Regions from separate parts of the Homo sapiens genome. Here regions 1, 2, 4 and 5 are each linked to region 3. Evidence: chromatin loops called from intact Hi-C (ENCODE). Cell type or tissue: PC-3. All regions are shown on one strand. Region 1 has its middle 25 kb from the start of LINC02509. Region 2 has its middle 8.4 kb from the start of LINC02509. Region 3 has its middle 170 kb from the start of LINC02509. Region 4 has its middle 97 kb from the start of LINC02509. Region 5 has its middle 58 kb from the start of SPCS3-AS1.

Region 1 (5,000 bases), 150 kb before region 3:
TTTACCTAAAATCTATAATAATTACTCATTAAATATCAGGTCAATATTCAAATTTCCAATGATCTCATGAATATCCTAATTATATGTATTTCAATATGACTGAAACAATCTCAATGTTTTGTGATGGTTCCATTTCTCTTAAATCTCCTTTAATCTATGGGTTCATCTTCTTCTTCTTCTCTCTCTCTCTCCTTTTTTTAAACCTCATACAATTTACTGTTGAAGAAGCTGGGAAGTTATTTTCTCCCAGTCTGAACATCACTTATTGTATCCCTGTGGTATATTTTAACTTGTTTCCCTGTCCTCTTATCTAAATATGTGATTACACTTAGATTTGCTTTTTCCATTTTTTGGTAAGATTTGTTTATGGGTGATAATGTGTTATTTCAACCAGAAGCCCATGATATCTGCATGTTCCTAATTTTGTGAGGTTAGCAGTAGCTATGCTTAATGTGATGATCTTTCAATAAATATCTTAATGCTGTATGGTGGGACTATTTTTATTCTATTATTTCTTCTTTATTAACTGAAATATTTATAAAAGAAGAAACTCATTTATTGATTTGGCTATTCAGTGGCACAGTGCACAGGAGAGGTTGGGTAAATGTTTGAGTCTTTACCTATATGCACCAGCTATTCAAAAGAGTGAGTCAGTTCTCTACTATCCAGAGGTGACCAGTTGGCTAAGTTATGTTAGTATCACTCACTATAGCTATTTGAATATAAACATTTAATGTATTGAACTATTTATACTCAAATTTCCCATATCAGGCTATGGGAGCCACTTCAAGATGACTGCTGAACCCGTTGGGCACAACTTTTAGACTTTCGTTATTTTCTTGATAACTGGCCTGAAAGATGGTCTAGGATTTTCTTGACCATTTCTTGACTAAGACCTGGAATCAGCCATTTTTTTTTTCAAGGATCCCTAGTTCCTTTTAATAGAAACAAATCTTAGTCTTGATATCAACTCTGGGTGATATTGAGGCTTATTGTTATGTGGTGGGTCACTGTTTCTAGACTTGTGAAATAGATGGAGCTAGGAAATATAATGTTAAGATAAAATACATCAGTAGTATATTGATACTTTGAATTAAAGACCATGACTATGGGAGTTTTGTTTAAAACCTTCTATTTTGCATTTGTTTCTTCTTTTTCCCAAACTTAGAATTCTAGTTCTCAATAATACCTGAAATAATATCCTTAACATATCACATAATTACTCATCTACTTTATTTAATTATATACATACAAACTCTAATAATAGCACCGAAACTACTTGCAAAAATTGGCTGCTGAAAGTAGGGTTTTTTTCAGTTAATAAGTTACATCCCTTTGACAATGCCTAGTCAAATTATTGTGTTTTAATATCATTTGTAGTCATTCTTCCATCAACTAAATACATATTTTATTTCTTTGCTTTATTTTATATTAGTTTTTTTAGAGATTGCTTTTTTTGAAAAAAAAGTTTATAATTATGTAAAAAATTTCCATGTAGTTCCAAAGTACAATCTACAAAACTAGATATGCTCTAGTCTAGCTTGTCACCGTGTTGTATCGACCCTATTCCTTGTCTCTTGCTTTAGCTAAACATTTTAAAAAGTTATTATTTATCCTTTCATTCTTTAAAACTTCAGATATATACACAATTATGTTCTCACATTACTTATATAAATAGCAACATTATATATCGATATCTCTATATATTCTTTTTACAATTTCATTGTCATATTTGTTCAGTCTTTTATTGTGTTTGATTCAAAAGAGAGTAACTAAAAAGAAAAATGAAAACATTTATTTGATTAAGTCAGAGGAAACAAAGAAATTTTTCCAAGTCTTTGACACTGCTTAAAGCTTTATGTATATTTAAAATGACCTTGCAAATACTAACAGAAATGACATGTGCTTCAAAAGAAGCACCATCATATCTAAGATGGTGAGAAATTAGTTATGAAATGAGTTAGAATATTCAGTGATTTGGTCAGAGTGGTTGAATTAGTTAGTGGTAGTTTTTTATTGATTGATACTTATCTATTATTTTTAAGATGTAACATTTAGTAACGAAGCTCAAATTTGGTTGCTTTAGTTCTATTTTATTGTGAGAAAGAAAAATAAACTAAAATCTTTCTCTCAGGTAAAAAATACAAATGTCATAAACTGATTGATTAAAGCCCCAAAGTTTTATTTAAGTGATAATACTCAATGTCCACAAAAGTAAGGAGAGATTAATATCCTCCATTATTGATGTTGAGATCATGAGAGTGTAAAGTAATACGGTATTTTCAGGGTCATTTAGAAACTGTTCTACCTATGTGGTGAAGGTTTGACCTAGCCATTGCACTTCTAAAATGTTATCCTAATTTTTTTTCATACAGGTGTGAAAGATAGTATATACAAGCATATTCACTTAATGTTTTGTAATAGCTACCTCCTGCCATAAAAAATAAAAAGAACTCATCTTTTACCAGAAGCATTTTTATAAATTAAGGTTTATCACACAATTAAATGCTACATAGCCATGAGAAAATGAACTATATCTACATATTCAAAGATGGCTAAGATGTATCATAGAGTGAAAAAAATCTTTAAAATCTATAGAGAGAATATAGAAAATTATACCAATTGTTAACAGGGATTAACTTTGAGAAATGGGGCTTGGAGGTGAATGTGTGTGTGTGTGTGTGTGTGTGTGTGTGTGTGTGTGTTTATGTGTATGTATTTTGGGAGAGGCACCATATTATATATAATTGTGCATGGGCTTGGAGGTGAATGTGTGCGTGTGTTTATGTGTGTGTATTTTGGGAGATGCGTCATATTATATATGATTGGGCATGGTTTGGATTTCTACATTTACATTTCCAATAGTTCTTTTAAGTATTTGAATTTTTCTTTAAGAATTGCAACTAACAGCCGGGCGCGGTGACTCACGCTTGTAATCCCAGCACTTTGGGAGGCCGAGGCGGGTGGATCACGAGGTCTGGAGACCGTGGCTAACAAGGGGAAACCCCGTCTCTACTAAAGAAAAAAAAAATTAGCCGGGCGTGCTGGCAGGCGCCTGTAGTCTCAGCTACTCGGGAGGCTGAGGCAGAATGGCGTGAACCCAGGAGGCGAAGCTTGCAATGAGCCGCCGCTGCACTCCAGCCTGGGCGACAGAGCGAGACTCCGTCTCAAAAAAAATAAAAAAGAAAGAAAAGAAAAGAATTGCAGCTACATATTATTAAAATGATTTCCATCTGGTAGCAACATGCTTGAATTGTAAAAAAAAGAAATTAAAAAGGAAATAAAACTCATCTATACTAAGAAACTAAAGTGATAAATTAAAAAGCACAGATCAAAAATCAAAGTTTTCATGCATTTAACAGCCATGCCATATAATAAAATACACTGGAGCTAATGATAGTAGAATCGAGCCCATTACAGTTCTTTGGTTTTGACAAATTTAAACAATTATCTTTCAGCACTCCTCCACGTTATCATTTTAAACTTTTAAAAATATAGAAAGTGAGAACATTAGGGAAGATAGGGGTAAGAAAATCAGGCATTTTTTTCACATCTTGTATATATATATACACATCTCTCTCTCTCTCTCTCTCTATATATATATATATCTATATAGAAAAAAATATAGAGAGGCTTGCTACCTTCAGATAAATGACTTTTTGCACTATACACACTTTTGTTAAAAAAAAAAAAAACCAAGGCAGAGCACTGTGGCTCAAGCCTGTAATCCCAGCACTTTGGGAGGCCAAGGCGGGCAGATCTCCTGAGGTCAGGAGTTTGAGATCAGCCTGGGCAACATGGTGAAACCCCGTCTCTACCAAAAATACAAAAAGTTAGCTGGGTCTGGTAGTGTGTGACTGTAGTCCCAGCTACTTGGGTGGCTGAGGCAGGAGAATCGCTTGAACCTGGGATCACCACTGCACTCCAGCCTGGGTGACAGAGCGAGACTCCCTCTCAAAAACATAAAAATAAAAATAAAAGCCTAAAAATAAAATTTCCGTCTTCATTGAAATAGACTACTAAGGAATTTTGACAATTATAATTTATTATTACTATTATTATATTTTAATTAAAATTCTTGGCATTGAATGGGCTCAGAAGGGGGTTGGTTTCCACAATTTAAGATTCCAAAGAAATTCCATATCACAATTTTGTTCAAGGAACAGTTTACATAGGTCACGTTGTGCAGTGGACTGAACCACAGGCATGCAGACAGCGCTGGTGTGAATATTTTAGGCTCCAGCAACATACTGCCTCAACTTCTAGCCCTGTTTCAGTGTTTCTCATTGGTAAAAGGAGATTTTAGTCTTATAGATGTTAGACTTCTCTTCAATATCACATGCTGCATGATTCTAGGTAGTCAATATAAAATTAATCAATAAGAAAATGGCAAATATCAATTAAATGTGTGGTGAAACATTTACTTACCAAGTTCTAATAGTGTTAGAGACAGAGTCATGGAAAAATGGGTCAAGCCAGAAAATGTTCTCTACTGCAGGAGTCTCAGATTCAGACATCTACAGGTAATTTGGATCAGTAAAGGGTGCTGGATTTAAGGCAAAAGAAATGGTGAAGGTTGTGGCAGATATGCATTGCATCCAGCGGCTTGTCGCCATATAGGAATGTGGATCGTGTTGATACGTTTTTCTGATTTTCAAGAGAAGTCAAGAATTAGGACTGTTTCATGAAATTTCTCAATTTCTAAAATATTGTGATGGTTAAACAAAGCATGCCTGTGGCTTAAATACAGACTCTGACTTGCCCATCAGTGACTCCTATTTCCAGAACTGTCTATGAAAACAGCTAGAATTAGTAGTATAGTCATTTCCTCTTTGGGTGAATCTGTGGTTTTGAAGATCACATCATTAAAATGAAATGAAACATAAATGTATTTGTCACACTTACTCATATCTAAAAGGAAAATGAAAGCGAAGATGGTGGACTACATTTTCCTGAAGCCACTGTATAGCTTAGAAAGTGGAAAATTACAACTTAACAGA
Region 2 (5,000 bases), 160 kb before region 3:
GCTCAGTCACTGGATATATCCATAACAATTATTTGAAATCAGTTCCTACCTATAGACATCTATGGAGCTACTGCAGAATTACATGTCTTGATAACCAATAACAAACAGAAGTTTGGTACGCTCATTCCAGTTTTTATTGCCATCTGTGGTGTGTGAGAATCCCTATTCCTCTCCCTGTTCCTCTCACCCACTTTGGCACCAGTGTTATTATTCCTTTTTAATTTTACCAATTTTTTTTTACAAGGAAAATGTCATCTCACTATTTTAATGTGCACAGTGCTTACTTTTCAAAACTTTCTTACACATATGTATGCAACTCTCTAGTTTACAAAGGTTCATTCTTCTGCTCTGTAAACTGTTTCCTGTGCTTAATTTGGAAAGTGTGAAAGGCCAAATTTTTGTCATTAGAGCTACCATTTGAAATAGTTTCTGAGCTTTTAAATTTTATCAACCAATAAACTATAAAGATAAAAATAGAACTGACACAAGATTGTCAAATAAGACATCATTATTTTGCCAAATAAAGATGTAAAATGCAAACCAATAAAAACTTTTTCAAACCATCTTTTTTTAAAGAAGAGGATTTTTTAATACAAGAAATAGAATAGCATAATCTCAAATTTAAAAATTGTTTATTACATTGAACAAATATAGTTTTAAGAAAACTTGCTATAATTGTTTCTATTTTTCACATACATTGACAGACAATGGAAATTTCACTGGGAATAGCAATGTTTCTTGGATCGGCCATGATTACCTCAGTGCAATTATACTGCTATTCAGCCGACCACATCCTCATAAAGCCAGGTCACTTGAAACAATGTCTGTCTGGGTGAGTTTTGGAGGCAATTGGCAGTTTCCTTTAGGTACTGTCAGTACAATACATTGATATATTTAGACTGGGATGTTGTAGACATAGCTATGTGTGATTATGCCTATTTATTCTTGATATTATCTTTAGGGCTTCTGAATTACTAAGAAAAATCTAGATGTCATTAGGCTCCTGAATTTAGATCTCTGAATAGCAACCAAAGAAACTAATTTAGACAGCATAGTCTCAGCTTGGAGAAAATTCTACTCTTAAAGCCACATTTGTTGATTCCCTTGGAAAACATTCTTTTTTTTTTTTTTCTCGAGATGGAGTTTCACTCTTGTTGCCCAGGCTGGAGTGCAATGGTGCAACCTCGACTCAGTGCAACTTCCGCCTCTCAGGTTCAAGCGATTCTCCTGCCTCAGCCTCCCCAGTAGCTGGGATTGCAGGCTCCCGCCACCACACCTTGCTAATTTTTTGTATTTTTAGTAGAGACAGTTTTTCACCATGTTGGCAAGGCTGGTCTCGAACTTCTGACCTCAGGTGATCCACCCACCTCGGCCTCCCAAAGTGCTGAGATTACAGGAGTGAGCCACCGTGCCCAGCCGGAAAAACATTCCTTAAAAGTGTTTTACTTCCCAAAGCTTGTTCCAAAGGCTGGGCAGATTCTACACTGCAGGTATCCCAGAAGCTGAAGAAGGAACTGCCCAATAGGACTTATTTGCACTCTTCCTTAAAATGTCGCGGTGTGGAGTTGTGTTAACACTTCACGTGTCCTATTGCTTTCCCTAGATTTGTCCAGCTTCTGCCACTTACTAAGAGAGAGTATGTGTTTCCGAGGCGAATTGCCTGTTGCTAGCTGAGATTAGCAAAGCTTCGATAGCCAAGAGTAAACATTAGTTCTGGCTACTGCTTTTTATCCTTACTTTTTATCTGGTCTAATGTCAACACAAATTCTCCTATTACTGTCTTTCAAAATGACTTGGGAATATTGCGGTTCATGCCAAAATCAACATGAAAATAAGGTAGAGCATATTCTGTTTGGGCTGAGAGAGCAATAATATATTGTTGTTTTTCTTCTGTCTGCACATAGCCCTACATTTAGGCACTTTAGCATGTCCAGCCAAATTTTGCTTCCTAACATAGGTTTCATGTTCCTGTAGATGTTTTGTGGGATGCTCCTTCGGTATTAAAATGTGTATTTCAAGAGGCAGCCGTAGATTCTATTAAGCGTGTATGTAAACGGAGAACAAATTTTTCCCGATCTTTATCCTTTCTTTAATGTAGATAAATTCATTATGAGTTGTGCCCTGTGTGGGCTCAGTGGCAGGAACTTGCGAGATGCACACATTCCCAGGAAATGAGTTTATTTGCTCAGTAATATTATATAAATATATTGTTACCCCCATTTAAAAAGTCACCCTAAACACCCATAATGAAGGAAGTGCATAAGCTCTGACTCTTTAGGTCAATGTTTTCTGTGCTAAGCCATTAAAAGAGCATTTAGGAAAGGCTTAACCTTACTGAAATCATGTACATTTATGACACTAGAACGCTAAGTCTGTTAACAAGTCAGTCATGCACTTGGAATAACTGTTCTTCCAGGTTGAGTGTCTCTCTCCTCAAAACCACAATACCACAATTGCTATAAATGGATTTATAATGTTTAGCAAAAACTAAAATGTGTCTACATTTGAAGAATGGAATGGAGGTTTTAAAAAAGAATTTCGTGATTCAGAGACAGTTAACAGTCTTCTGACCTGGAAGAGGCCAAGATAGCAATTTCACCAGCAGAACCTTGAGTAAATAGAACAGCAGTTATTGTTATTTCCACTCAGGGGGAAATTACTTCCCTTGAATTGTCGTCAAGAGGAGTGGTTCTGATGATGTTCAGACCTGCTTCTGTGTCTTGGGACCAGGCCAGGACATCGCAGGAAGGGCCAGCCACTGCAGCATCACCCTCTGCGGTGCTCAGAGCTACCTCTCTGATGTTGTGGAGACAGAGCTCCTTGTAAGCCTTAACCATACCATGGTACTCAAGCCAATATGCCCACCATTTGCAAGTGCAGCATGATGTTTAGGATATAATGGGGATTTGAAGTAGGAGGCTTAGTTTTTTTTAGCTGTGTGTTAGTTATTTAGACTTGGTTAGTCATGTGATATGGAAATCAATCTGACATTCCCTACAACCTAGGGTCTATACATAGTATCTGAATAAACAAATTTGCTCTCCAATTCCCATTTCGTAGTCATTCTTTAAACACATCTTAACTAGAAGCAGAAACTATTGTTTCATGAAAATGGCTATACACTTATATATACTTTAATACACTTATGTATACTTTAGCTAAAATGAAATTTGTAATTGTGTCTGCTCTAGTGTATAATACATGCTCTCATATATAAAATAATAATTATGATGGCTTTTTGTAATCATTATTATTTAATTACAATATGTTAACAATAACAATAATAATACTCTTATATTTCACAGACTACTTCAGGTACAGATTATAATAAGATAACTCAAATCTCTACCTTTAATAGGAATTTATAATTTTGGGCTATGTGTTCCAGATGCCAAAGTCTCCTTTAAACTATCATAATTTATGAGAATTTATAATATTTAAAACAAATGAAAACTGTTTTATAATGAAATAATTTAATTAATTTGTGTGTGAAGTCAATGAATTTCTAAGACTGAATGTCCGGTTTGCCCACTCTGAATACTCTTGCATGACTGGTAGCAAAATTGGTCCTCACACATCAAACATAAGCTTTCTTCTGATGCTAGAAAGGCTGCTCTCTAGGAAAGCAAGAGTGAGATTCAATAAAATCCTGGTCTAGGTTTGAGTATGGGCTACGCTACACTGTCATGTGTGAGCTGGAGAAGTCTTTTGGCTTCTCCATACTTTGGCTTCTTAAATTGATTCATTTATTTGGCAATGATAATAATGTTCTAATGGGGCTGTTGGAAGACTAAGTAAGATAGTGAATGGAGAGTCCTACTCAATATCTGACTCATAGGTTCTCAGTCAAAGCTTTTATCATTATTATGTGATGCCACAATGTTTAGGCATTGTCTCAAGATAAAACTCAGGGAGAATTGAGTACAACAAGACAAGATCGAGTTGTACTCATTTTCCATTTTTCAAAAATGGTTTTTGTACTTTCTAGATTATAGAATCTGTGCTGAAAACTTGGATATAAAAAAATTGGATATTAAAATAATGGAGATTGATATTAAACAGGTAATCAGATAAAAATCACAAATGCTATTTAAAAGGGAGATTTATTTCCTTACATTTTATATTAAATTGTTTAGATTTGTACCTCTTTCATTTAGTTTACACCAATAAACATTCAAGATCTACCCCAGGTTAACTGTCAAAAGCCCTTATTATAAGCCCATTACTACTATAGAAGCCCACAGAGATAATGGGTTCCAGGACACTAACATTTTGGAGTTACTTAAGCAAAGACGCTGTCAATGACAGGAGCCTCCTATATCAAATCTACTCACTTGAGATTTAAGATGTTTCAATTTTGTAAGACCAATAGTTTCTATTTCTTGCTTTCTGATCCCACTAATTGTAATTCTCATTTGTGAAGTCTACCTAATAAAGACTTTTAGAAAGTTTAACTCCCATGTGCTTCAGGACCTTTGTGTGCAAGAGGGTATTAAGATTTCTGCTTTCATATCTGAGTAGTATTCATGATGAAAGATGCCCTAATGAAAACAAATTATTTCATTTAGTTCAATTCCCTGAAGTAAGAAATTTTTGGATCCTTGTTCTAAGAGAAAGTATAATTTTCTGCAATTTGTGAAAAAAGATTAGTTTTACTATGATTACCCCAAATTCTTGTTCTGTGTAGACAGATCCCTTATCTGATTAATGATGAATGGAATAGGATCCAGTCAGTCCCCTGGCTTTTCTCTTTTTACATGTAAAACAAACCAGAACATCTTTCATATTCGCTTTGACTGACAGACTCAGAGAATAGAGCTAAACTGCAAAAACAACCGGGGTGCAACCAAAAAGAGCTGTCGGGTGAGGAAATGTCTCAACTCTGTGAATGGCCTTTAAAATCCTGCATTTGCTAAGTGATTCCTCAGTTTTATTAAGAAAACATTAATTATCCTACATGAATTAATTTTTACTATTTCAAAGAAAACACTTAGCTTGTT
Region 3 (5,000 bases):
CCTTGACTTCAAAGAAGGTGCAGCATGCCAGGACGGGGGACATTTAACGACCAACAGCAAATGTCTTGGTGCTGTGAGTCGGGCCTCCACAGTGCAGTGGGGCAGCGTGGAGAAGTGGGTAGTTCTACTCTGAGATTAACAAAGTGTCCATAAAAGATGGAGTGCTTGAGCAAATATTGAGTAGATGCTGATACTCAACAAGGGAACAAGGGAAGTATCCATGCCAGGCACAGAAAGCAGTATCATCAAAGGCACATGGTAGAAAATGGAATATGGTACATGAGCTTGCAAAAAATTATGCAAAGAGAAGGTCAGAAGCTGAGGCATAGATAGACATGAGGAACTATGGCCATATAGAAAAGGGTGATATAGGCCAGGCACGGTGGCTCAGGCCTGTAATCCCAGCACTTTAAGAGGCCAAGACAGGCGGATCATCCGAGGTCAGGAGTTCAAGATCAGCCTGACCAACATGGAGAAACCCTGTCTCTACTAAAAATACAAAAAATTAGGCAGGCATGGTGGTGCACGCCTGTAATTCCAGCTACTCGGGAGGCTGAGGCAGGAGAATCGCTTGAACTCGGGAGGCGGAGGTTGCGGTGAACCGAGATCGTGCCACTGCGCTCCAGCCTGGGCAACAAGAGTGAAACTCTGCCTAAAAAAAAGAAAAGAAAAGAAAAGGGCGATATAATCAAATATGAATCTGGGTTTTAGAAAGATCATTCTAGAGGCATTAAGATATCTCACCAGACTCAGAGAAATGATTGATTTTTGCCCTCCACATTTAAGATGAGATTCTTAATGTCCTAGGGTAGTAGTTATGCCTCTGAGATGACAATGAAGAACAAATGTTTAAAATACAAAGAACACAAATAAGGAAGCCTTGGTGATTGGAGATGGGAAATAAGAAAAAGGCCATTCCAAAGATTATCTAAATTTCCTTTTTGGGTGACTAGGCAAATCAGGATTCCATTTTCTGACACAGGAAATAGATTAAAAAGAAGAAGGTTTGAGGAAGAAAGATTTTCAATCTGGCTTTAGACTGAGCATCAGTGTGGTCTAGCAGAAATGTACATTTTGGAAGAAGACAGAGTTGAGTTCAAACCCCAGGTGTGCTGTGTATTAGATCTGTGGCCTTGGTTCTCTCCTTTATGTCCCTGAGCCATGATTCCATCTGTAAAATATGGATCACAATTTCTTCCTTGCAGAATTGTTCTGTCTTACAATATGTACAAGATGCTTATTGGTGTCTCGTGAAATGGTGACTGCTACCATTCCAAACCTGGCAGGGGTACCTGTGTGAAATCCAGGTGAGATTCTCCACTGGCTGCTGCAGAGCTGAGATTCATTGGACCTCGATGCATACATGCTCCTTTATTGAAGATGTCCAAAAATGTTGGTCACATTTCAGTTAATCTGATGATGAGAGGGATGCAGTGAACCACAGAAAAGGATGAATATCTTCAATAAGGATGAGAAGAAAGGAAATATCTTTCTATCAATTGCTTTTTGCCAGGAAAATTTACACAAATATGTCATTTCAATCCTTTCAAACCCAGGGAAGTATATGATTTTATCTCAAATTTAACTAATAAGGAAACTGAAATTCAGGAATATTAAGTGGCTTTCCCAAGGCCACACAGCCAGTAAGTCCCTATTAGGAATTGGGCCTTGATAGGCAGCAAAGCCAAGGTGATGTCACTACACGAGAGTTTGTGTGTTTCTTCCATGCTGTAGTCTTCCTTTCCCCAGGTAGATAGAGAAAGGGTCAAATCGCACAATGCTTTGGTTGTGCGCAGGACCATAATGGCCCCGGGTGTACAGGCTGGCGACTTACTGATACAAGCCTGGGGACGGAGCTCACGGAAAGCTCAGCACTGAGTCACAGACATGACTTAGAAGTGCCAAACTTCATTTTAGAAGACCTGGGAGGGTCATATTTTTTTCTTGGAAAATAAATAAAGTAAGATTTAACAACACACTGTGTTTCCTTTATAAAATAACAAATGCCCTGCAAGAAATATGTATTATCTCTATCACTCGGGGGAATTCAACGTAGAATTTGTCCCTGAGCTTTAGCAAGGGCTGTGAGAGGGATGCACACTGCCCTCTGCTGGGGGGTGTGTATAAGCACACGGTGTACAGTGCAGTCTTCATCAAAGGAGCTGTATTTTGTATGTTACTTAGAAAAGTAACAAAGGGTGACAATGTGTATGAGCGACACAGTGTTTACAGATGCATCCCTGATGCATAGTGCATCCCCCTCACAGCTCATCTTAAAGCTCCAGGACAAATATATATACTGTGTGTGTGTGTGTGTATATATATATATATATATTTCCATATTTTCTCCTTATAATATCACAGATTGGCAAATGACAGCAATCTTTAGCTTTTGTTTAAAGATACAGAAAATCAAGATGGTCAATGAGACCTCCAAGGACATACAAATATTCACTCATCAGAGCAAGATGTAACTCACTTTAGCATTCTCTATAAAAGAGCAATTCATGATTATTAGAATGCACATGAATCACTTGGGAATTTGTTTAAAAAAAAAATGGGCCTCATTCCCAATGACTCTGACCTAGTTACTTGAGTGAAGCCCACGAATTTGCATTTTTAACAAATGGCCACATATTCTGAGGCAGGTCATTCACAGACCTTGTTCTGAATAAACACTGATCTACAATCCTCTTTATCTCCCAAAGTTTTTTATTAAAAGTTGACTTGCAGAAAACTTCAGATTTTAATTTTTCTTTCCATCTGTGTAACCCTAAACAATATTATTTACCCTCTTGTGTCCATCTCTTCATCTGTAAACACTATGTGTTGCTCATACAAATTCTTACCCTTTGTTACTTCTCTAAGTTTGTGAACAGAAATATGTAGCACTTATATATGGGTGCTCAGTTGATAATTCATTTCTCAAAGGCATTACTATTTTAAATTATAATAAAAAATAGGCAAACTGCCGGTCAGGTCCTATTTTCCACAGGACACATACAGGAAAATAAGTCTTAGAGACTTAGTAACAGCTGGTAAGGGCAAAACCTTGCTTAAACTTGGACTTTCTAACTCAAATCCAATTCTCACTTTGCTGCAGACTCTGTCATCGGAAGCTTTTCTCAAAATTCTTACCCATATGTTTTTAACTAAGAAATAAAGGCATACTGAGTTCTCTTAGTGCCCTAGGAAATGTTGGTCAAACTCAAGGGAAAACTCTGGAATATTTTCTCTGTTCTTCCTAGTAAACTACCTGACGTCTACTGGGTGCCCTATAGACATTGTCAGATTTATTGTGAGGCCATCTTGGGACTCACACTTTGACCAAAGTAAAACTGTTGCTCTAATTCTAATCAATCTCTCCCCAATATATAACTTGAGTGGGGATTCTCATGAGAGGATACATGTAAGAGTTTTCCTGGCTAGAAACATATTTGTTTTTAGTTTGATATAGAATCCCAGAGATTACATTTGACCAAAACATTTCCATGACCTTTTCCCTGCATCATAAATCACAAAAATGTAAAGATTATCCCTATATGATTTAATGCTATGATAAATTAAGTTTTAAAGTATTTTTATGGATAGAGAAGTATTTGCTAACAATTCTGTTCTATACTTTTTCTGTTGAGAAAACACACTTCCTAGCCCTTTTAACTTCTACATCTCTGAAAACCTCAGGAAGAAAGTGTGTTAGGGGATATGAATATAAGAGAACTGTGGCTGAATTTTAAGAATTTCATGATCTCAAGCTCCTTCTTGCACAATTGAAATAGAAAATAAAGGATGGCTTTAACAGGGAAGGTATATTTAGCTGTGATTTAAAAAACAAACGAATTAGATAAATTAGCAGTAGTTTGCCTGTTTGAAAAAGCAAGAATCTTTCCCAGGTTATTACTTTGGTTGTTACTTTTTCTCTTCAATAAGAGAGTAGACCAAATAAAAGTTTAATCTAAAAGTTACCAGTTCAGTCTAAACAAGGAGAGCAAGAAACTACATTCAAGCACAAACTTAACATTAGATAATTACATTTCTTAAATCAAACTTTTGGCCAAAATGGAACTGTAGGCAAGCTTCTATTCCAAAAACCATCCAAAACAATTCAAAATGCTCTAAGAATGTAACAAGACACAGCAACAAGACAAATGATAGAAAGCATTTAAAAAAAAAAAAAAGTCCTCAAATTATAGTGTAAAATTCAGAATAAAAGAGTTGCCTCACTTAGAAAGCTTTTTTTAAAAACTCATATAAACACACACACACACAGATACACAATCCATATCATCTACAGGACTGATGAATGGATAAATCTATTTAAAGATAAGCTACACACATATCTGACATAAATTGTACCATACTTTTCATTTCACTCAATAAATTTCTAATGAAAGAAGAAACAGTCTGTGCTAAAATACAATCTATATTTTAATAATAACTGATCCAGGAGCACCTTTATATACTCTAATCTCAAGTGAAATAATCTCTAACATAATAGAAACTTGATTTCTACTTAAGTAATGTTGAGTTTCTTTTAAAAAATATTTTTTTCTCTCTTAGGAGATTCTTTTGTCAACATTACACATATTTAGAGAGTGTTCTGTTCACCAATTAAAAAAAAAAAACTTCCAAAATAAATCCCTTCTTAGCCTTTTTCTTCAATGGCAGGGATCCAATATCTGCGGTAATTTTGCTCCTTATTATTATTTTTTGCCCAAACCCATCCATTTCCATCCTTCCTTAATCTCTTCTGTGCCCAAGGTGACACATGGCACCCTGTAGACCCTGTGACCTCTCTAAACCCCATGAAATCCGGCCTCATTCCTGCTGGTTCCAGCTGGTACACACAATTGGAGGCATCAGTACAGGACTCTGGAGCTCCGGAATGGAGAAATGTCAGCATATTTTCCCTGCTCCCTTCCTTCTTTGTTCCATTCCCTCCCTGTCTCTGGCCCCATTACTTGCTTCCAGTTTTCATTAGGCCCTGAGAAAATTAATTC
Region 4 (5,000 bases), 76 kb before region 3:
AAATTAAAAGCAAATGATGGTAGAGTATATCTGAACCCAAATATGTCAGTAATTATATTAAACTTAAATTAATTAAATTCTCCAATTAAAAGACTAAGGAGCCAAAGAGTACATAAGCCATATGCACCTGTGTGAGTATCCTGGGGAACTATGGGGAGGGACAAAATTTTTATAAACTTTAAATATAAAGTATATAAATAAAATAGAAAGTTTGTTGAAGACAGGGGGCCAAGGGACAATTCTACCTGTGAGGAAAGGAGACACCCAAATTCAACTGATGAAATTTGGGAAAGGCTCACAGTGGGGAAAGGAAGAAATGTGACCTTGTGGATGAGACCTTTGGGGTATTCACGTTTCTGTTGTTGCTTCTATGTCTGAAATTGATGTGGGACGCAGTTGTGCTTCTCTTTTCCACGTGCACTGAGGGATCCCTGATTGGGAAGTGCTGCAAGCAGAGAAGTGTCAGTGGAGCACAGTCCTCCACCATTTGCCATCGGGGAATGTTGGAGGGGAATGGAAGTGCCTCTATCCTCTTATTTTAAAGTCTTCAGAATATTGGTGATCTCCTGCTGGTTGGCAAGTCACAAGCCTCAGTCACAATGGCACTGAATTTAGAGATATCACACTTTTTCTCTGAGGGATACCTGATACACTCCAAAGTAGTACAGGAGCTTGCTCTATGAGAGAAGTTTATTCGGGCCTATGTGGATGGATTTAAAAAACACAATCCCTCTGGAAGTGAGGGAAAAACTGACATTGTTTTCAGCCTTCCACCACCAAAAGGCAGATTGAAAAGCTTACTGGAGTCTGAGTGTTGAGTACAGTATGTGCTACACTTGGCCCTTCATTTGTTCATTTATGTTGGCTAACGTGCAAATCATCACCCTTTGAATGGATCCCAAACTAGCAGGCAGAACTGGAAGCTATCCAGCAAGCTGAAGCACACGCTCTACCTATGGAAGCTCCCCATTTTAATGATTCCTTTGAACTGTAACCTTCGTGACTTATAATTTTGCTGATTGGACCCTCTAGCAAAGACAGGCAGCCTCAAAATAACGGTTCTCCTTGGAGCTTAGAACTGGTCACCTTCCTGACACAGTTACTAGGCACACTCCTTTTGAAAAGTGGCCATTAGTTTGCCACTCAGCTCTTGTCGAAAATGAATGTCTGATCTGGGGAGGCTCTGTGATTCTCCAGCCTGAAATTCACAATTTGGGGTGGGACAACTCAGATACAATGACTAACACAGCAGGAAACACCCCACAAGCCTTATTTGTCACATTGAAAGAGTATATTCAGTCTTACAGCTTGCCTGGCTCTAACGCTATCTTGGCTCTATATAACCTTTGGGGAAAACTTTATCTTCTGTTCTGCCTTTGGCAGTACAGCCCCTGGCTTAATGGTGCGTTTGGTTTACAGAAATTGCACTAAATGCCTGGTTCTTGTACCCTAGTGGTTTGGCAACACTGAAATTTGATGTTTTCCGTTGAGCTGTTGTGGAACTGAAAATAGGCATGATTCTTCCACTCAGTGGGGAGAATCAAGGTTGGTCTCGTAGCTCCAGCCGATAATGTGCTTAATAAAACTTGTTAGAGATTTTCTGATACTTGATCTGTTGCCAATGGCCTAACTCGTTGGTATCCCACCTGAAAAACTACACACGGGCAGATGAATGACACCCTTCTTGGGGATGCTAACTGTGGAAACCTTGTGACTGGTGATTAGACAACCTACGTGACTCACAGAGCAGGCTGGATGGTTATGTTGAAGGTACTTTGAACCTGCACCCCTCACCTGATGTGTGTCACACACAAGTGCCCCCAACAATTGCAAAAATACTTTATCTCTGGGGACCCATGTGGTCCCAGAATAATACTTCTTGTGTAGAAGCCCAGCGAATTGTATCTTAGGGGTGGTCATAGAGATCTTAAAGTGTTTAAAGAAACACATTAGACCGTGTAACCCTCAGATGATTGTGGGAAACCTCTGAAAAATGAGGACCCAGATGGGAGCTTCTAGAGGGATAAATGACTCATTATTTTGTGCTAGAAGTTACCTCTATTATCGGAGTCATCCAATTAGAAAAAGTAGTATAAAATTTGTCCTTGACTATAGCTGAAGTGAACAATGACACAGCGTTAGCCCTGGAAGGCATTCATGATAGCCTTAACTCACTGGCCCAGGTTGCTTTGAATGATAGAAATGCTCTAGACTTTCTTCTTGCCAGCCAAGACGGAGTTTGTACAATTACTAATACATCCTGCTGTTCTTGCATTAGTGTTTCTGGCAAAGTGGAAAGCTCAATACAAAGACTTAAAGAGAAATCCAACTAGCTTTCTAAGGTCAACACTGATCGTTTATGGGATTTGTTGAGGGGCGCTGAGCCCTGGGGGTCATGGCTAACATGATACTGCAGATTGACCTCATTGTGCTGTTTGGAGTCCTATTGATAAATGCCTTAATTAAATGTTGTGTGAGACAAATTGAATAGATTTTGTCCCAGCTTCTGTCAATCGGATTAATCAGAGTGGATGACAAAGTTGCGTATCTCTGGGAATATTTGCCAGAAGCCAAGACAGTGTAGAACAAAGAACAGATATTATTAAGATACAATATTCTCCATAGATTTATTTTGTTTCTGCAGGGCTTGCAAACATAGGAACTTTTAGCTTTTGTTCTGTACTATCTATTTGTATTAAAAAACAGCCTTGAAAAATAGAGATAATTTTTACCTTAAGAGCAGAGGGCAGGTTTGCTTACGGCCTAATATAAAAGGTTTTTGTTCCCTAAGCTCGAGGAACCTCAGATTTGAACCAAACCCACTGCATGGGTGCCATGCATCTGAGCCCCTCCTTTTCAAACCTACTGGGGAGCAAGTGATGTGAGCATCATGGCCATGCTGCTTTCTGTGCTGTGAGTAATAAAGTCCCTTTCTCTGACCCAAGATCTCGTATCTTCTGCCAATATCCATGAAACTGTGGTGGGATAATTTGTTAGCTTAATAGTGTGACAGAACCTCAGACTTTTCACCATTCTTGACACACGCATCACAAGCAAGTGATATTTCAGCTGGGAAACTAAGTGTGGTTGGTCACTCAAAAATCAAGCAGTGCATGGAATTTCTGATAATGGCAGCATGAAGGTTGTTACATTTCTTCTGAAAATCACAATTACTTTAAAAATGGACAAAATTATTAAAACCAGTAATTTGAATGCAATTAAATTGCAAATAAATCACCAGGAAAGCGACCGGTTACAAGCACAAAGTAAAGGAGAGTTTACTATTGAAGAAATGCAACTGCATTGGTTAAAAGCAGCAATTGTGTGACTTTCTTGACTGAGCGTGCTCTCTTACACCCCCAGGTCTAAGCATGGCCTTATCAGCTCAAGGTGAGAGATGTTAGCACTGAGAGAAGCAGACCCGTGGAAATTGAAAGGGAAATTCTAGAAATGAAAGAGCCACATAGGTGCTGAGATTTAAAATCAAAGTCCATGTTCCCAAATTCCTGGCTCACTGCTAAACTATGCACGTGTGCAGGAGGCTGGCAAATAAAGCAGGCAGAAACTACAGAGAGGCCTACTGTTCAGAAGCAGACTGCTTCTGATGAGATGAGTTCACCACACCCTTGAATGTATGGGTTCCTCTATCTATACAGCTCAAAATATGCAATGAAAATGCAATGCTGGCTAGCTTGAGAACACAGGGAAAACACAGGGAAACTGGGACTGGCATAGCAACTGGAAAATTAAGCGAGGAGCCAGGCAAACAAGACAAACAGATAAGATGGACCCAAAAATACAGTATAAACACTGAACTGACTGCCAAACTGTTTAGGGACAAGGGACACCCTCTAGACACCACATTACAAAAGCAGAAAGGCGAAGACCCCCCACACACACACACACACCCAAAAATGAGCAGCTGCATCACGGTGTGGGGAAGAATGATGCAGCAGGGTGAGTTCATGCTGGTTAAACGCCTAGTAGAACACCACACCAGCAATTTCTGTAAGAAAAAAATTGTTTCCAAAGTTATTCCGGCTTTCTTTTGATTAGTGTTAGCATGATATATCTTTTTTCATTCCATTACATTTAAACTATTTTGGCCTTTATACTTAAGATGTGTTTTCTATAGGTAATATTTAGTTGTGTGTTACGGGTTTTTAAATTGATATATAATAGATGTACATAGTTTCAGGGTACATGTGAAAATTTAATGCATTCATATAATTTGTAAAGATCAAATCAGTTACTTGGGATATCCACCACCTTAAATATTTGTCTTTTCTTTTATGCCAGCAATTCCAGTACTGAGTATACAACCAAAAGAAAGAACATCAATATACTGAAAAGACATTCATGTTTATTGCAGCACTATTCACAGTTCACAATAGTCAAAATGTAGAATTAATCTGTGTCTATTAACAGGTGAAATGTTAAAGAAGATGCTGTATATATACACAATAGAATATTATGCAGCCATTAAAAAGAATAAAATCTTATTATTTCCAACAATATGGTTGAAACTATATTTACATGCATATAAGATCTGTCAATCTTTCTCTGTCAATTCGTGTGATAGGTAATTTATATTTGATTCTTTATATGGTTAGGTTTAAATCTACTATCTTACTTTTGTTTTCTACTTGTCCCATCTATTCTTTATTCCTTTTTTCTCTTTTACTTATTCTTTTGTATTAACTGAGCATTTTTAATAATTCTATTATTTTTCCCTTGTTGGCTCACTTCTCATGACTCTGTATAGTGTTATTTTCATGGTTGTCACAGAGATTATAGTGTACATCTTTAATTTATGACAGTATATCTTCAAGTGATATCATATTACCTCATGTATAGTGTAAGAACCTTGAACAATATACTTCTATTTCTTTCCTCCCAGCTTTGTACTATTGTCCTCCATTTTACTGCGACATATGCTATATATCTATCAATACATTATTATTTTTCTTGCTTTAAGCAGTATATTATCTTTTAAAGGG
Region 5 (5,000 bases), 670 kb before region 3:
ATATTTTTATAATCAGTCAGATTGTTTAGTATATTCCATAAGCATGTTACCTAATAAAACAAATAATGTTTTTGTTACAAGAAAATACTTATTTCAAAGAGGTTCTCATCAGTCCTTTGACCACTGGTTTAGTTATTGCAAGACAATGGGAAGAATAGCAGTTGTACTTGTGAAAAAACAAAAGTAGCATTATCTGCTGCATTTTTGGTTGATTTCCACTAGATGGTAGTATTGAATTCAAGATTCAACCTGCTATATATTTTAATGCAGAAATTTGATAAATTACAGAAGACATTTGTATTGTGTTACTTTTACCGTCTATGTTAACATTTGAAACCATATTCAGACTATGTTTATGCATGTTGGAATTTTTTTAAAAAATACAACTTCTGGAAATTTGAAAACTTCTTAAGAAGCTGGTGCAATATTAGATATATTGTATTGTAATTCATAGAAATAATCTTTTATTATGAAACTTTTTAAAATAATTTTTGCATGTGTTTTAAATTCTGATCATAGTCATTTTCTTTTTCAGGCAAAATGTAGATTTCGTTTTTAGTCTGTGGAAAGAGTAAGAGAAAAATAACATGAAAATATATTTTTTTTCAAATGTTTCTGTCAGGAAAGATAGGCTCTTGGCAGGTGTGTTTGTGTGTAAAAATAGACTATCTTCGAGTACATATTTTCACTTCAATTTCCATGAGGCATTATAAACAAAGACAAAAATTAAAAAAAAAAACACTTTTGCAATTAATGAATGATGAGTACAATATGTAGCTAATTGCCCTGATTATGTTAGTGTGTTATTGCAGAATAATAATGAACTGAATGAACCTGTTTTCCTTTGCTGTATTCCTAACCAGATGCACCCCTGGAAGATACATTAGGAGTTATCTAGTCCATCTCCATCATTGTACTAATGAAGAAACTGAGGACTGTGACTGCTTTTTAAACTGTTCTAGAGAAAAAAAGGAAAGATGGGTTCCATTGACTCTGTTGAATACTCTCTTACTGATTTACAGATCTTTACCAAGTACTTGCTTGCAGAGAATATCCAAAAGCAGGACCAGATCATGATACTCTTCAGGACAGTCCCTAATAGTTTTCACTAGAAAGGTATACAGTTAAAAAGTAGCGTAAAATGGTATTGACACTGGAAAATACAAAAGTACCTTGAATTAAATTGTATGGTGAAAAGCACCAACCGTGGAATCAGGTAGAATTAAGTAATGAATTTCAGCTCTGTCACTTACAATCTGTGTAACGTTGGGCACATTTCTGCACCTCTCTGCCATTAAATCTTCTCATTTACAAAATGGAGTTAAAAATACCTACCACGTGAAATTATAGGATATCCTAAATGGAATAACTTAGTAAGCTCTCAAGAAATCGTTCTCCCCTTGCCTCATTAAGAAATCATTTTTAAAATGGGAACTACGTTAAAGCCCAATTTAAGGCATAGATCAGCAATGTTTGATGGCATGGATCTGTCTATTTTGGGGCTAAATTGTGTTCTGACCCTCCAAATGATCAATTCTAATTAATTCCTTGGTTGTAGATTTGTAAAGCCCGTTTAGTTGATTGCACAGACGTGGCCAGAGTCAAGGTACAGGAACCCACAGACTATAGAAATCAACGATAACATGTAGAAAAATCACAGGCAACAGAAATGCACTATTTTTAGAGATTGTATAACTGCTCTAGGGTGAAGCTATCTTGATTGGACTCAGCATAGTGCAACAGAACAGAATTACACAAGATGCCCCTTTCCATTACACCCCATTATTCCTCTGTTTTTGAGGATTTATGCTAACATTGTTCTGTTACAGATTGTAAACATTGATGTATTCTGAAACTGTTAACTGTAAGCATTTATGCTTGCATTGTTTTCTGTTCATTTCTCTTGTATTCCAGCAGATGTCAGTCATTCTCTTTAAATAATCTCCATTTATTCTCACCTGCCTATGACCAGCTGAAGGGAAATCACCTTTAGTTATGTCAAAGTGACATGTTTGTTGAACTGTAACAATAATAATGCTCCCTATTAACCTATCAGGGACTTGAGCCATTTTGCATTCAAACAATGATGAATTTTTATTTTCTTATTTAATTATTTAAAAAATCTCCATCTCAGTTTCCAAAATGTGTAACTAGAAAATAAATGAGAAGCCAGAGAAGACATGCAGAGAATTTAAATTTGCACTTGTGGTAAAATAATCTGCACTTGCGTAGGAGAAGACAAATCACTCCTTGATGTCAATGTACGGTTATGATTTTACTCATACTTTAGAATTTTAAAATGTCATGTAGTGTGATATATATTCATGCAGATGTGGGTGAAACAATGTGCTTTTTAATCATTCCTGCTACAATCACAAACAATCATTATGTCTAGCCATTGATCCTAGCACAGGGCTTGTCAGGTAAGGGCAGATTTTATAAAACCTGGGTAAAACAAGCTTAATTTGCGTAAATTGAGTTTTTTTCTAAAAGTGAGAGGGTACCTTTTTAAAGAAAATGTAGTAAATGCAAAAGTCAATGAATCCTTGGATGTTTCTCAAACTATCTTTGTGTTTTAAATCTACTTTCTCATTTTAATAGGAATTAATCATTTATCCTCAAGGAATATTTTCCTTAAAAGGGAAGAATATTACCAGTTTTTCTCAACAAATCTCGAATTCATTGTGGGGAAACTGATGATGTCTCTTCATTTGTTTTGTGATTCTTGTATTTTAAATCAGTTCATTGAAACAGCCTGGCTGAGTGCTGTATTTAAGTATAGAAATTTCTGCTCATATCTGGTGGCTCTTGCTGAAGGAGGGACATAGAGCTAGAATGCTTGTCAGGGATCCCACCTTAACCTGCTCCTGCCCCTTAGATAGATCCTCATTGTCTACAGGCCATTTGCAACCAGGCGAAATAAAAATTACCATGTTTCTCTTTATTTTATTTATTGAAGATTTTTGACTTTGTATATAATTTACATAGCTTTTAAATACAAAAGCTAGTTTTAAGGAATGTATATTAAACAGTGGTTATTTGCCAGGACAAAAGATACCATACTAGAGAAAAGCTAGGAAAAGAAGAAACATAGTTTCATACTAAACAACTATTTAATAATTTTAAGAAAAACAGTACAGTTTAATATTTGAGAAGGGAAATATGCTATCATTCTGAAAATCTTGTATGCAGAAAACTCTTAGTTTTCTAACCTAATGGTAGTTTCTATACTAGATTTAAAACTTTTTGTACTAGGCCTTTTCCTCAAAAACTTCTGTAAAACCTTAAATGTTTTATTATCAATGCATATATAGGAATGCATATATAGGAATTTACAAAGTAAAAGAAGAGAGCAATACTCATGTCTGTCATTGATTCACACATTGTCCCCTTTAGATGTGACTGAGAGGGTGGTGGCTCACGCCTGTAATCCCAACACTTTGGGAGGCTGAGGCAGGTGGATCACCTGAGGTCAGGAGTTCCAGACCAGCCTGGCCAACATGGCAAAACCCCTTCTCTACTAAAAATACAAAAAATAGCCAGGCATTGTGGCAGACGCCTGTAATCCCAGCTACTTGGGAGGCTGAGGCAGGAGAATCGCTTGAACCTGGGAGGCAGAAGTTGCAGTGAGTGGAGATCATGCCACTGCACTCCAGCCTGGGCAACAGAGCAAGACTCCATCTCAAAAAAAAAAAAAAAAAGAAGAAGTGACTGAGTACTCAGTTATCCAGCTTTTAGGGCAAAGTGATCAAATGATAACAGAAAGGAAGAGGCAAGAGAAGGATTTTACAAATACAAATAGTAATGATGGTCCAGGGACATGATGGAAATCGCAGGATGAAGCAGAGAAGGGAGCTCTGTGTGTTCCCTGGGTGGAGATTGTACTAATGAGCTGCTCACATTTGAGAAACACAGATTGATGAGCTTCTCTGGCAATTGTTATGCAGCAATATTCCCATAAGAAGTCACAGTAGTTATCACAGTATCAGAGCACCGTAAAATAAACACATTGCTTTTTCCATGAACTTGAATATTTAATGTTAGAGATGAGTACAATGGAGGCAAATAAATCCTCTCCTCATTTCCTCACATCCCTACTTTTAAAGATTGTCAGGTATTCAATCTCTATCATAGTTGTTTGAGACTTTAGGTCCCTATAGTTTATCATTTTCCAGTAATGTTTTTGAAATGCAATAATTTAAAGATCTCTCGACTCTTGGATTTACATTACAAATGCTGGTGATACAAAAATTTCATTTAAATTAGTCTAGACCATGAAGTATGGACTTTTAGCATATTATATTGTAAATTTGAAATTGAAACACTGTCATGATCTTTTTTTAAAGAATTTAAAACTAGTATTTAAATATTATAAGTTTTTCTCTGAGAAATGTTTTACAATTGTAGTTTATAGTTCTGAGGACTGAGAGTGTAGGAGATTTGCTTAAAACAAGAATGGAGATCAGAGCTAGGGTGTCTACTATATTCAACATTTTTCAAAATTCGCTCTGCCACCTGTCAAGAGCTGAGCTGAGCTGGAGAGAGCTGAGACGCCCGTGGTGGAGTGGTCAATTAAGACAACAAGCCAAAGTGAAAGTAACAGCCAATCCTTTAATGACTTTCTAAGGTAGTAGAATAGGCAAGAGGAAAAAGCTTAACCATTTTAATGTTCCTTTTTTCTCCACAGAAGGGCACTGGGTGAAGGTCCAATGTATCAGTGCACACGGGGGAGTGGGGCGGGGAATTATCTCACCACCTACGTACGGGAGCCCGAACAAAAGGCTCTGGCCATTTTATGGACCCAGGGGTGGGGATGGGGGTGAGCTGGAGAGGGGAGGACTAGGTGTGGGAAACAGTGAATATTGAGTCAGAGAGAAAAAAGAGGCTTCAAGTGTCCTCCCCAGTGAGGAGGCCTCCGCAGAATGACCCGATGAAGAGACCTCCTCTCTCTGAATGCAGGGAGGGCTAGAGATGCAGATATGCATAAGCGCATGGTGCTG

What was found. Hi-C counts contacts between places; a loop is a spot of excess contacts. Peaks named below come from ENCODE experiments on the same cell type or tissue, not always from the same donor. Only the 100,000 strongest peaks of a DNase experiment are listed, where the experiment ranks them.
Region 1: a loop joins it to region 3, with 7 times the contacts of the local background. A loop is called at or near these places in 2 of 110 quality-filtered maps.
Region 2: a loop joins it to region 3, with 9 times the contacts of the local background. A loop is called at or near these places in 2 of 110 quality-filtered maps.
Region 4: a loop joins it to region 3, with 2.6 times the contacts of the local background. A loop is called at or near these places in 9 of 110 quality-filtered maps.
Region 5: a loop joins it to region 3, with 12 times the contacts of the local background. A loop is called at or near these places in 82 of 110 quality-filtered maps.

What each region holds. Positions count from the first base shown.
Region 1 is chr4:176,898,320-176,903,319 of GRCh38, forward strand. No RefSeq gene overlaps it. Among named protein-coding and RNA genes, the nearest start is that of LINC02509, 25 kb to the left of the region's middle. In PC-3, no CTCF peak of the experiment used is centred here; DNase peaks (open chromatin) are centred at 2,912 and 4,822; H3K4me3 peaks cover 1,067 bases; H3K27ac peaks cover 4,044 bases.
Region 2 is chr4:176,881,597-176,886,596 of GRCh38, forward strand. No RefSeq gene overlaps it. Among named protein-coding and RNA genes, the nearest start is that of LINC02509, 8.4 kb to the left of the region's middle. In PC-3, no CTCF peak of the experiment used is centred here; DNase peaks (open chromatin) are centred at 2,265 and 2,625; H3K4me3 peaks cover 1,695 bases; H3K27ac peaks cover 4,685 bases.
Region 3 is chr4:177,045,430-177,050,429 of GRCh38, forward strand. No RefSeq gene overlaps it. Among named protein-coding and RNA genes, the nearest start is that of LINC02509, 170 kb to the left of the region's middle. In PC-3, a CTCF peak has its summit at 2,085 (motif pointing left); a DNase peak (open chromatin) is centred at 2,102; H3K27ac peaks cover 2,067 bases.
Region 4 is chr4:176,969,703-176,974,702 of GRCh38, forward strand. No RefSeq gene overlaps it. Among named protein-coding and RNA genes, the nearest start is that of LINC02509, 97 kb to the left of the region's middle. In PC-3, no CTCF peak of the experiment used is centred here; a DNase peak (open chromatin) is centred at 2,209; H3K27ac peaks cover 1,669 bases.
Region 5 is chr4:176,375,990-176,380,989 of GRCh38, forward strand. It overlaps a transcript of LOC124900817 not described here. Among named protein-coding and RNA genes, the nearest start is that of SPCS3-AS1, 58 kb to the left of the region's middle. RefSeq lists an enhancer at 1,914-2,053. In PC-3, CTCF peaks have their summits at 230 (motif pointing right) and 1,921 (motif pointing right); a DNase peak (open chromatin) is centred at 1,962; H3K27ac peaks cover 1,922 bases.